3 separate regions of the Homo sapiens genome follow, and regions 2 and 3 are each linked to region 1. Evidence: chromatin contacts called from ENCODE Hi-C or POLR2A ChIA-PET data. All regions are on one chromosome and are shown on one strand. Each heading gives the region's core, a stretch centred on a gene start or an enhancer-like site at or near the end of the contact. The rest is flanking DNA. Distances are from core to core; before and after follow the strand shown.

Region 1 (4,170 bases), core at 598-3,097:
TCTCCTTTGATTCCCCCCTCTCCCTCACTCCACCCTGTTAGTCTGAATGTTAGTCATTCTTCAAGACACATGCAGAAAGTATTCCCTGATCCCTTCCAGGCTCCACACCCAACAGCATGGCCTAAATGCCCGGCTCCTTCCTCGGTGCTCCATCTTAGCTCACATTCCTTACCACACTGTTTTGAAAGTATCTTGACTGTCCCTTCTCCTCAACTGGCTAACTTCTAGAGAGCAGAAACATGACTGCTTGGAAGGTCATTAAAAATTCAAATCCTGAACATTTCTTAATCCTGCGGATATGAATCAGTGACTCTTAAAAGCAAAATGTTATTTATCATTAAATATTAACAATATAATCACATTTTCTTGCATCTCTGGCAAGTTTCTTGGTACAACAATTTTAAGGAACAGACTCTTAGTTTTTTTTTTGAGATAGAGTCTAGCTCTGTCGCCCAGGCTGGAGTGCAGTGGCACGATTTCGGCTCACTGCAACCTCCGCCTCCCGGGTTCATGCCATTCTCCTGCCTCAGCCTCCAGAGTAGCTGGGACTACAGGTGCCCGCCACGATGCCCGGCAAATTTTCTTTTTCTTTTTTTTTTTTATTTGTAGTAGAGACGGGGTTTCACCGTGTTAGGGAGGATGGTCTCAAGCTCCTGACGTCATGATCCGCCTGCCTTGGCCTTCCAAATGCTGGGATTACAGACGTGAGCCACCGCACCCGGCCGGAACACACTCTTTAACAGCAGTTAAAGCCGCGCAATGGCTCACGCCTATAATCCCAACACTCTGGGAGGCCGAGGCGGGAGGATCACTTAAGGCCAGGAGTTTCACACCTGCCTGGGCAACACTGTGAGATCCCATGTCGAAAAAAATAATAAATAAAAACAAAGCAGTTCTAGGTTTAGAGGGGGGAAAGCAGCTCTCCAGGCCAAAAACCAACTCCCAAGGTGCTCCGGTAAACTCGTCCTGGGAAAATTTCCTACCTAATCTCAAAGGCAAAACGAGCCCACGGGCGCCCACGACACATTTCCCAACCGCAAGGATTGGTCACCCGCGCTGAGACACCGCCAGCTGCCTATGACCTAGCCTCCAAAGCGGCAGAGTCCCTCCCTCTCTCTCCCTAAACTGCCGTGATGGGCATCCCTCGGCTCTCCTCCCAGACGGTTCGGAAGCAGGGACTTCTGCTCCTAACCCCGGCCCCGCAGCCTCGCCCTCAGCCACGGGGTGGAAGTCAGGACCACAGGCTTCAAATCCCCTCCCAACTCCGGGACACTTCTGCCCCCTAGGGTGACGTGGGATCAAGTCCCCGCGCCCCTGCCGCGGCCGGGGGCTGTGGTCTGGGTCCGAGCGTCCCATACCAGCGCTTTCCGGGGAGGTTGTGGGAGGGGCCCCGTGCGACCACAGACGCTGCTTCGGAGCCAGCGGCCTGGACGGAAGGTGGGAGCCGGGGCGAGGGGAGCCGCCGGAGAGGGAGGCGGCCAGGAAATGCTCCGCGTCAGGCCGTCGGGGCTCGGCTGGCGCTGGAGATCCCGGCAACTAGCGTCTGGGACGGAGAGGCCGCACTCTGAGGATTAAGGGAGCCGAGGGCGGCCTGGAACGGGGAAGGCGGCGCTGACGGAGACGGAATGTGGGACGAAGGACAGCGGGAGGCACCGACGCGCAACTGCCCCAGCCGCGCGGATGGCACGGACCGACCGCCCTGCCACCCCCAGCCCGAGACGCCCCGCCGCCCCGCTCCTGTAGCTGAGAGCCGAGCAGCTCTCAGCCCCAGTCCGTCCGCTCCGTACCTCGCCCGCGTCTCCGCCGGCGTCCAAACCACCGCTCGCCCGCTTCGCCCGGGTAGGTCTGGGCTCCGCGGCCAGCTCCCGCCTCACACCCACCCTCCTGCTCGCCCCGCCCCCGGCACCGCCAGCGAACGCACGTTACGCGCGGCGCGTAAACGTCACTTCCGGGGCCTTTGACTCTGGACGGGAGGAAGTGCGAGTGGATCCAAAGGGTCGAGCGGAGTGGGGTACCGCCCTGACGCCCAAGAGCAAATGGAAGAGGGCGGCCTCCGGGGTAAAGGTGGGGCGCTGGGGAGCCCCGGAGAAACCGGCGTTTCCTAGTCTGTCGCTCAGTCCCTGCTTCCGGCTTCCGACGCGCAACAGCTGGAGGGCGACGCTGGCTCCGCGGCGACTCCTGGGGCTGCGGCCGCGGTGGTAGCGCGAATGGGAGGTGGAGCGGAGCTACTGCGCCGAGGGACGCTTCAGAAACTCTGTTTCAGTCCTTCGCGGATCCTAGGATGTGACAGGTGTTCGAGTTAAAAGGTCTTAAGGCGATCGGTTGATCCAAAAGCAGCTGAATCTTTAGGAGGCCCAGGCAGGAGGATCGCTTGAGTCCAGGAGTTCGAGACCAGCCTGGGCCACAGAGCAAGGTCACCATCTCTACAAAAGAAATTTTACAAATCAGCCGGACATGATGGCGGGCACCTGTGGTCCCAACTACCAGGGAGGCTGAGGTGGGAGGATCGCTTGATAGCCCAGGAAGTTGACGGTGCAGAGATCCCTCCACTGAACTCCAGGCCGGGTGACAGCAGAGCGAGATCCTGTCTCAAAAAAAACATAACCGACATCCAGAAGTGAAATAAATTAGCCAGTGTCACAAAGTATTAATGGTTGAGTCACAAATTGAATCCTGTTTACCTGATTCTTTACGTGATTCCCATGTAAGGAATGTTAAAAACAGTAAATACTAATTCCTCTGCGTCCTGAATGCCATGTATGGCGTAACGTGCAGTCACAGCAAGAAAAAAAAGAAAATACTATGCTGTGGCTGTGAGATAGACCTGGGTTAAAATCCCAGCTTTGCTAATTGTCGCTGTAGTGTTCTTGGACAGGTTGCGTAATTTTTCAGTCTATTTTTTTTTTTTTTTTTTTTTTTTTTGAGACTCTCACTCTGTCGCCCACACTGGAGTTCAGTCGTGCGATCTCGGCTTACTGCAACCTCCGCCTCCTAGGTTCAAGCGATTCTCCCACCTCAGCCACCCAAGTAGCTGGAATTACAGGCACCCGCCACCACGCCCAGCTCATATTTTTTTTTTTGTATTTTTAGTCGAGACAGGGTTTCACCATGTTGGCCAGGCTGGTTTTGAATCCTGACCTCAAGTGATCCGCCCACCTTGGCTTCCCAAAGTGCTAGGATTATAGGTGTGAGCTACTGCGCCCGGCCCGAGTTTCTCAGTCTTTATTCATTATTGGTAAAGTAGGGATTAACTGATTCGTTTCTCAGATTCTTCCTAAGTGCCTAATGTGTGCTACGCTGAGGGTACAACAGAGTATAAAACAAAAGTAAGGCCAGGCGCAGTGGCTCACGCCTGTAATCCTAGCACTTTGGGAAGCCGAGGCGGGCAGATCACCTGAGGTCGGGAGTTCAAGACCAGCCTGACCAACATGGAGAAACCCTGTCTCTACTAAAAATACAAAATTAGCCAGGCATGGTGGCACATGCCTGCAATCCCAGCAACTTGGGAGGCTGAGGCAGGAGAATCACTTGAGCCCGGGAAGCGGAGGTTGCAGTGAGCTGAGATTGCGCCATTGCACTCCAGCTTGGGCAACGAGTGAAACTCCTCCTCAAAAAACAAAACAAAACAAAAAAACACAAAGTACCTGTGCTGAGGAGGTGGAGGAGGGAATAAACAATAATTATTTACAGTAGTACCTTGGATGGTGGTAATTGCTATTACCAAAAGACAGAATAACATTTACTTTAAAGCTCTTAACTGACTTTTGTGATTACAGAATCAGGCAACACACCATTCTATAAACCATTCTGTGAAACAGAATGAGTGTTTCTTTTTTTTTTTTTTTTTTGAGTTAGAGTCTCACTCTGTTGCCCAGGCTGGAGCACAGTGGTGCAATCTCGGCGCACTCCAGCCTCCAACTCCCTGGCTCAAGTGATCCTTCTGCCTCCACCTCCCTAGTAGCTGGGATGATAGGTGTGTGCCAGCACACCCAGCTAGTTTTTGGGGTTTTTTTGTAGAGACAAGGTTTTGCCATGTCGCCCTGGCTGGTCTCGAACTCCTGGACTCAAGCAATCTGCCCACCCCGGCCTCCAAAAGTGCTGGGATTACAGGCATGAGCCTAGACCCCTGGGCCCAGAATGAGTGTTCAATGGGCTGAGCAGAAGAGGTTG
Region 2 (4,170 bases), core at 524-3,023, 250 kb after region 1:
AATTAACAATCAATTAGTAAGGAAAAGATATTGAAGCAGTAAACTTAAGTGGCGGCGAAAAGTTCTGTTGACCAAACATGGATTCTCTCCTCCTAGAACCAAGTTACAGTTGGAGTTACAGAAAATACTTTGAACAGGTCCTTCGGCATCCTGTAGGAAATCAGACAAAAACACAGATCAGTTACTTTCTCTTTTTTCTTTTTTTGACACAGTGTCTCACTCTGTCGACCAGGCTGGAGTGCAGTGGCGAGATCACCGCTCACTGCAGCCTCCACCTCCTGGGCTCAAGCGATCCTCCCGCCTCAGCCCCGCAAGCAGAGGGGACTACAAGCCCGTGCCACCATGCCCAGCTAATTTTTTGTGTGTGTGTGTGATGGAGTCTCGCTCTGTGGCCCAGGCTGGAGTGCAGTGGAGCGATCTCCGCTCACTGCAAGCTCCGCCTCCCGGGTTCACACCACTCTCCTGCCTCAGCCTCCTGAGTAGCTGGGACTACAGGCGCCCACCACGACGCCCAGATAATTTTTTGTATTTTTGTAGAGACCGAATTTCACCATGTTGCCCAAGCTAGTCTGGAACGCCTGAGCTCAAGGGATCCGCCCACCTAGGCCTCCCAAAGTGCTGGGATTACGGGTGTGAGCCACTGGGCCGGCCCAATAACTTTCTTCAGTCTGAGCATGAGCACTGGAAGAAAAGCTCTCACTTGCATATATTTTTTTTTTAGAGACAGGGTCTCCCTCTGTCACCCAGGCTGAAGTGCAGTGGTGTAATCTCGGCTCACAGTAACCTCAACCTCCCGGGCTCCATCGCATATATATATATATATATACACACACATATATATAGTTTTTTATTTTTTAGACGGAGTCTTGGTCTGTCGCCCAGGCTAGAGTGCAGTGGCACGATCTCGGCTAACTGCAGCCTCTGCCTCCCGGGTTCAAGCAATTGTCTGCCTCTGCCTCAACCTCCCGAATAGCTGGTATTACATGTGCCCGCCACCACGCCCGGCTAATTTTTGCATTTTTAGTAGAGACGGGATTCACCATGCTGGCCAGGATGGTCTTGAATTCCCGACCTCGTGATCCACCTGTCTCGGCCTCCCAAAGTGCTGGGATTACAGGCGTGAGCCACCGCGCCCGGCCCGATCGCTTATATTTTTAAAAAGATGTTTTCTTGGTTTCCTAGCCCCTCGTACCCCCTACAAAGTTCCAAAGGCTTTGATGTTGTTGCAACGGCCATCAGAGGTCAAGCCGAGGGGTGCAGCTCCCTAATGCGGTGCAGCCTCAGACGGGGCCGATCCTGCCCAGGATGAGCGGCGCCAGGGGTGGGGGACGCTGCCGGCGTCCCCGGGACCTGGCTGGGGGAGGAGTTGGGGGGCGCACCTACACAGGCTCAGGTGACGCGAGTGTGCGGCAAGGGCTGTAGCCGGAGCTAGCGGACTTGTGGCCACTGAGGAGCTTCTGCCTGAACGTGCCCTCCAGGCGACAGCCGCTTGGTGCGCAGCGCCTGCTCGCTAAGCGTCAGGCCCTTGCTGCGCCCTACGCCGCAGGCTGGGAAGTAGCGCAGGCAGTAGTAGTACAGGCAGCGGTAAAGCTCCTCCTTGTAGCTTATTGGTGTCGGCGGCCTGGTCTGGGCCTGCGGACCCTAACCCACCGCCTGCTGACACTGACCGGCAGTCTGTGGCCATGCGTCTGCGCATGCGCTCTCCTGGAATACCCAGCCGCTGCGCCTCGAGTTCCGATTGGTTCTACAGAAGGGGCGGGCCTGTGAGATATCACAGGGGCGCGCCTCAGCTGACGTCACAGGCGCGGGCCTTCCGGCGTCGTAATAGCGCCGGCCTTCGGCGACGTCACAGTGGCGCTACAGTGCCTGGAGCTGCGCTGGTTTTTCCTCGGAGTGGAGCCTGGTAACCGCGACTTCCCCGCCATGTTCTGTGTGTTGCTGGCTGGAGAAGGGTGGTTGACAAACTCCGACCCAGCACAGTGTTTCTGTGGGTCAAAACTAGAAAACTATGTCCAGGCTCGGCCGAGGCGGAAGGATCCGTTCAGGCCAGGAGTTAAAGAGCTGCCTGGGCAACATGGCGCGACCCCATCTCTGTAGTCCCACCTCAGCTTCCCAGATACTTGAACCCCAAGGTTCAAGGCTGCAATGAGCTATGATCCCATCACAGCACTCCATCCTGCGAGACGGAGGTAAACCTTGTCTAAAAAAATAAACTATCCAAGTGTACAACAGGGAGGGACTGCTTAAAGAAAACATGATAATTGTATGTTCAAATACTTTTAACAAGTGCAAAATGTATAGGCTGAAATAAATAGGGCTGGCCGGGCACGTTGGCTCACGCCTGTAAATTCCAACATTTTGTGTGCTCGAGGCATTCCGATCAGTAGACATGGGTGAAACCCCATGTCTACTAAAAATATAAAAATTAGGCCAGGAACTTTGCATCGTTTTAGGGGGCTCGCATCTCCCTAAGGGCCCGGTAATTGAACCCCTTGGACCTGAGGGTGAGAAACCTTGGCTCAGTTCTTCCCAGGGTGATCAGCCCAGGGGTAAGCGAGGAGAGACCAGAAAACAGGACCCATGAGAAGGTCCCCCTCCTGGAGTTTGAGGCCCATTCCTTCTTGTCCCTGCGTCTCCTCTTTCCAGGACTCCTCCCTGCTCTGCCCCACTCCTGGGAGTGGGGTCATGGCCATGGGGGGCTGCTTTTGGGTACAGGCCCCAGCGGCAACCCTGGGCCCAAAGTGGGCAGGCTCACCTGGAGGGGATCAGAGTCACATGGCAAGACGCAAGGGGAAAAGCCGCGCTGGAACCGCACCTCTCTGCCCCCTGATGTCAGTGGGTGCACTCTTCCCTCACCTCACTCAGGCAGCGGCTTGAGTTCCATGGGAGCACTGTCCTGCTCCCTCTGCTGCCTCTTTTTAGTCTTGGGGCTACTATAACACTTTCCCTTCCCCAGCCCTGCCAACCTGGTGGGACATTGGGCTTCCCTCTTCCTGGGGACAGGCGGGTCCTGGGGACAAGCCTGTCCTGTATCATACCTGCAGCGAGACTCTTTTTTTCTCCAGGACCTGCGGAGCAGCCAGGCTTCATGAGTTAAATGCAGATCTGAACCATACCCAGTTGGGATTGGGGTACACACTCTACTCCTCTGAAAACTAGCTAGGGGTTCGAACTTGGTGAGAGGGAGAGTGGGACAGAGCCAGACCAGACAAGGACTGATCACCTGGAAAAACCTGCCATCAAAGACCTTGACGAGTGCTGGGGGCGGTGGCTCATGCCTGTAATCCCAACACTTTGGGAGGCTGAGACAGGTGGATCACTTGAGGCCAGGAGTTCGAGTCCCGCCTGGGCAACATGGCAAAACCCTGTCTCTACTAAAAATACAAAAATTAGCTAGGTATGCTATGCTCCTGTAATCCCAGCTACTCGGGAGGTTGAGGCAGGAGAATCGTTTGAACTGGGGAGGTAGAGGTTGCAGTGAGCTGAGATTGTGTCACTGCCCTCCAGCCTGGGTGACAGAGTGAGACTCCGTCTCAAAAAAAAAAAAAAAACCCACCTGAAGAAGGTTTCCAGTTCTGCCAGCAGTCCCCCATCCAACCCCCAGAAGCAGACATTCCTTTGCTGTGGGCCATGGACAGGCAGAAGGAAGCGCCTCCTCATGGCAGAGGCCTACCCAGGAGAAACCCAAGGGAAGGCACTGCCTGGCCAGCCCCTCTGCCAAAGCCATTTTCTTTTTTCCTTTTTTTTTTTTTTTTTTTTTGAGACACAGTTTCACTCTGTCTCCCAGACTGGAGTGCAGTGGCATGATCTTGGCTCACTTCAACCTTCACCCCCTCCCCCGCCCCCTGCCGGGTTCAAGTGATTCCCATGTTTCAGCTTCCTGAGTAGCTGAGATTGCAGGCATGCGCCACCACACCTGTCTAATTTTTGTAGAGACGGGGTTTCACCATGTTGGCCAGGCTGGTCTGGAACTCCTGACTTGAAGTAATCTGCCCACCTCGGCTTCCCAAAGTGCTGGGATTACAGGCGTGAGCCACTGCGCCTGGCCCCTTCAGGTGGGTATTGAGGCTTCACTACAATACTAGTTCCCCGTTGCTGCCGCAATAAATTACCACACACTTAGTGGCTTAAAACAGCATAGAGGTATTCCTTTACATTTCTGAAGGCCAG
Region 3 (4,170 bases), core at 462-2,961, 140 kb before region 1:
CCTGTGTCACTGATAAGTGAGGCTCAATGGGAAACATGAAGCATGAGGGGCACCCAAAGGTAGGTGACAAGTTCAGTGTCTCCCCTTTGTCTTCCTGCTTCATGTATTGTCTGCATCTTCTGCTCTTTTCATGATAAGGAAGGAAGCAGCAATAGCAATAGCATGTCTAAATGTGGGACTACCCATCGGGTATCATGGAACTTAGTATAGAAGTTTATACAACCCTGGGAGCTTTCAGACCTGGTCTCCTAACACGTACATCTAAGTTTTCTAAGGTTCTTGACCAGGCAGTAAGACTGTGAGCCCCCAGGAGTTTACATAGGTTTTCTAGGGTCTTCACACAGCTAACCACAATCGTGGCAACTCCTTCATTTCCTTTTTAAACAAGTGTTTTCCCAATTGTTCCCTTAAAATTGGGCAGTTTAAGTTGGGCACGGTGGCTCACGCCTGTAATCTCAGCACTTTGGGAGGCGGAGGTGGGCAGATTACTTGAGGTCATGAGTTTGAGACCAGACTGACCAACATAGTAAAACCCCGTCTCTACTAAAAAATACAAAAATTAGCTGGGCGTGATGGTGGATGCCTGCAATCCCAGCTGCTCGGGAGGCTGAGGCACGAGAATCCCTTGAACCCAGAAGGCAGATGTTGCAGTGAGCCAAGATTGTGCCACTGTACTCTAGCCTGGGCGACAGAACAAGACTCCATCTGAAAAAAAAAAAAAATTGGGCAGTTTAAAGACTCTGATATAGGAAGTGAGTGTGCACAATGATTAGTGGCAATAAGCTAATAAGCATCATTAACTAGGCTATGGTGGTTTTTTAAAATTGTGATTGGCTGGGCGAGGTGGCTCACGCCTGTAATCTTAGCACTTTGGGAGGCCAAGGCGGGCAGGTCACCTGAGGTCGGGAGTTTAAGAACAGCCTGACCAACATGGAGAAAGCCCGTCTCTAGTAAAAATACAAAATTAGTCAGGTGTGGTGGCACATGCCTGTAATTCCAGCTACTCGGAAGGCTGAGGCAGGAGAATCCTTTGAACCCAGGAGGTGGAGATTGCAGTGAGCCAAGATTGCACCATTTCACCCCAGCCAGGGCAACAAGAGTGAAACTCCATCTCTAAAGAAAAAAAAAATTGATACCCAGCAGACGGTGAGGCATCCATAATGTGACCAGGTGCCAAGGATATCCCTAAGGGTGGAACTACAGTGAAGTCTCCTGAATTTCCTACCTTGGGCCCCTTCCCTGGCCCACCCCCTACCCATATAACCACATACTCACTCTTCTTTCCTAAACACAAATTGAGGGACACTCAAAGCAAAAGCAAGCACTGTACTCACTTCTTAACCGACCCATCCCCTCCTCCATCCCCAACACATAGGAAGAACTTATGTTAGCCTTGAAAATAAGAAACACTTACCATCCCACAGTTATTTTTCCAGGCTGCCTTTTTTAACCACTCACTTGGTAGAAACTGTTATTCTCCAGGCCAGCAGCTATTTGTAAAACTGGTCTGCCTCCCTATTTTCACACCAAAGACACTAATTATTTAGTAGAAAGGGGAGTATTCTAAATCAGACAATTAGCAAATCACCTAGAATTTCCAACCCCTCCACAGAGACACACAAACAAGAGAATTAACCCAATTTGTTGTCTATAATAAACAGGATGTGCTACCCACCACTGAGCCCCAGAGCTTGTTACTAGATGACTAATCCCTAACAGTAATGGCTACAATGGCCCAGTTCCCTATTTTATTGCTGTGTGCAGAAATTTGAAAGGCACTCCTCTCCCACACTCATCTTCCCTTATATACTTTTGCACATCAATCCATTAAGAATCTGAAGTGTAATTTATCTTATTCACTATTATCCTGTTAAGTTGCTCTATAGCTGCCATGGGAGTAATTGCAGTGATCAGTGATTCTGACTTCTTGAGCAAAGGGCCTTAAGTAGGTTTCACTATTAAAATTTCCAAAGGTTTTATTATTGAAATAAACCTGAGAGAGAGCAGTATGCCTCCATGGGGCAGTCATACTAATGATTCTTGAGTTACGAAAAGATGTCAGACTCCGCCCCGTCCGGGAGGTGAGGGGCGCCTCTGCCCGGCCGCCCCTACTGGGAAGTGAGGAGCCCCTCTGCCTGGCCACCACCCCGTCTGGGAGGTGTACCCAACAGCTCATTGAGAACGGGCCATGATGACAATGGCGGTTTTGTGGAATAGAAAGGGGGGAAAGGTGGGGAAAAGATTGAGAAATCGGATGGTTGCCGTGTCTGTGTGGAAGGAGGTAGACATGGGAGACTTTTCATTTTGTTCTGTACTAAGAAAAATTCTTCTGCCTTGGGATCCTGTTGATCTGTGACCTTACCCCCAACCCTGTGCTCTCTGAAACATGTGCTGTATCCACTCAAGGTTGAATGGATTAAGGGCGGTGCAAGATGTGCTTTGTTAAACAGATGCTTGAAGGCAGCATGCTCCTTAAGAGTCATCACCACTCCCTAATCTCAAGTACCCAGGGACACAAACACTGCGGAAGGCCTCAGGGTCCTCTGCCTAGGAAAACCAGAGACCTTTGTTCACTTGTTTATCTGCTGACCTTCCCTCCACTATTGTCCTGTGACCCTGCCAAATCCCCCTCTGTGAGAAACACCCAAGAATGATCAATTAAAAAAAAAAAGAAAAAAAAAATATGTCAGACTCATCATCAATGTTGTGCTTGTGAGTACGAGTAACTGGGAATTTATCAACCAATAAAACTAACTGGGATTCTAAGAATGAAGAATAATAATCTCATTTTAAGTAGCATATGCAGTGCTGTGCAACCCTTTAAAAAGCTGACTTTGGCTGGGCGCGGTGGCTCACACCTATAATCCCAATAGTTTGGGAGGCCAAGGCAGGTGGATCACCTGAGGTCAGGAGATCGAGACTATCCTGGCTAACACGGTGAAACCCTGTCTCTACTAAAAATACAAAAAATTAGCCGGCTATGATGGCACATGACTGTAATCCCAGCTACTCAGGAGGCCGAGGCAGGAGAATCACTAGAACCCAGGAGGCAGAGGTTGCAGTGAGCCGAGATCACGCCACTGCACTCCAGCCTGGGCAGCAAGAGCCAAACTTTCTCTCAAAAAAAAATAAAAATAAAAAAGCTGCCTTTGACCGGGCACAGTGGCTCAGACCTGTAATCCCCAGCATTTTGGGAGGCCAAGGAGGGTGGCTCACCTGAGGTCAGAAGTTCGAGACCATCCTGACCAACATGGCGAAACCTTATCTCTACTAAAAATACAAAAATTAGCCGGGCATGCTGGTGCACGCCTGTAATCCCAGCTACTCAGGAGGCTGAGGTGGGAGAATTGCTTGAACCCAGGAAGCAGAGGTTGCAGTGAGCCGAGATCATGCCACTGCACTCCAGCATGGGCAACAGAGCAAGACTCCGTCTCAAAAAAAAAAAAGCTGCCTTTGCTTACTGAAGTATTGCTTGTAAGAGCAAATACTGGAAACAACTGAAGTGCACATGTATAAGGAACTGATTCAATAAAGTAGGAGGCAGGCATTCACACAATGCAATACTATGCAGCTCTGATTTAAGAATGAGAAAGCTTTCTCTGTACCAACAAGGAAAGATCCCCAAGACATACTGTTAAGGGCAAAACAGTACAGAACAGGTTATATGAGCTACCTTTTGTGTAAAAGAGTATGAGGAGGTAAGAACATACGTTCATATTTGCTTTTATTTACATAAACACTGGACGGATATACAAGGAACTATTAAGAGTGACATATGATAAGGTGGAGAAGTTCTACACGGTGCACCAGACAGGGCTGGAAATATTAAACATCTCAACATATGCCTTTCAAAATAACTTCATATTTTTAATTTACCTTTACTACCTATTTGTTTGGGTCAGGGCTCCATTTCCTCCACTTTGGGACCAGGTAATCAGGCTTCAGACTACCTACCTCTGCCTGTCAGAAGTCACTAACCTCGTGAAAGGAATAATTTAGGTTAAAGGAGGAGCAAAGCTATTACTCAACTGTTTCCTTAGAACAGGAAAAACTGGGCCGGACATGGTGGTTCACACCTGTAATCCCAGAACTTTGGGAGGCCGAGGCAGGCAGATCATGAGGTCAGGAGATCGAGACCAGCCTGGGCAACATAATGAAACCCTGTCTGTA

What was found. Hi-C counts contacts between places; a loop is a spot of excess contacts on that map. ChIA-PET counts read pairs that join two places held with the same protein, here RNA polymerase II (POLR2A). Pooled maps may share reads with other maps.
Region 2: a map of CD8-positive, alpha-beta T cell shows a loop between it and region 1 (10-fold over the local background). The contact joins the promoter of LINC03011 here to the promoter of RABGEF1 in region 1. A Hi-C loop is called at or near these places in 10 of 168 maps with a recorded cell type or tissue (CD4-positive, alpha-beta T cell, CD4-positive, alpha-beta memory T cell, CD8-positive, alpha-beta T cell and 5 more), 9 of 37 single-sample maps with no recorded cell type and 22 of 50 pooled maps. POLR2A ChIA-PET finds 5 or more read pairs at or near these places in 23 of 52 experiments (A549, B cell, CD4-positive, alpha-beta T cell and 17 more).
Region 3: a pooled map shows a loop between it and region 1 (2.8-fold over the local background). The contact joins the enhancer-like site here to the promoter of RABGEF1 in region 1. A Hi-C loop is called at or near these places in 4 of 37 single-sample maps with no recorded cell type and 7 of 50 pooled maps. POLR2A ChIA-PET finds 5 or more read pairs at or near these places in 4 of 52 experiments (BJ, WTC11, activated B cell and 1 more).

What each region holds. Positions count from the first base shown.
Region 1 is chr7:66,738,410-66,742,579 of GRCh38, reverse strand. RABGEF1 (RAB guanine nucleotide exchange factor 1) reads right to left here and starts at 1,847. Exons shown (of 9, transcript NM_014504.3): 1 at 1,788-1,847. RefSeq lists silencers at 1,624-1,763, 1,784-2,053 and enhancers at 1,504-2,170, 2,184-2,233.
Region 2 is chr7:66,491,235-66,495,404 of GRCh38, reverse strand. It overlaps LINC03011 (long intergenic non-protein coding RNA 3011), which reads right to left and starts at 1,773. Exons shown (of 2, transcript NR_134573.1): 1 at 1,668-1,773; 2 at 1-150. RefSeq lists enhancers at 1,875-2,084, 3,579-4,170.
Region 3 is chr7:66,875,277-66,879,446 of GRCh38, reverse strand. It overlaps the pseudogene GTF2IP23. Among named protein-coding and RNA genes, the nearest start is that of LINC02604, 27 kb to the left of the region's middle. Within about 2 kb of position 1,711, at least 2 of the 41 ENCODE cell types and tissues checked have a DNase peak (open chromatin) inside an H3K27ac peak, as active enhancers do.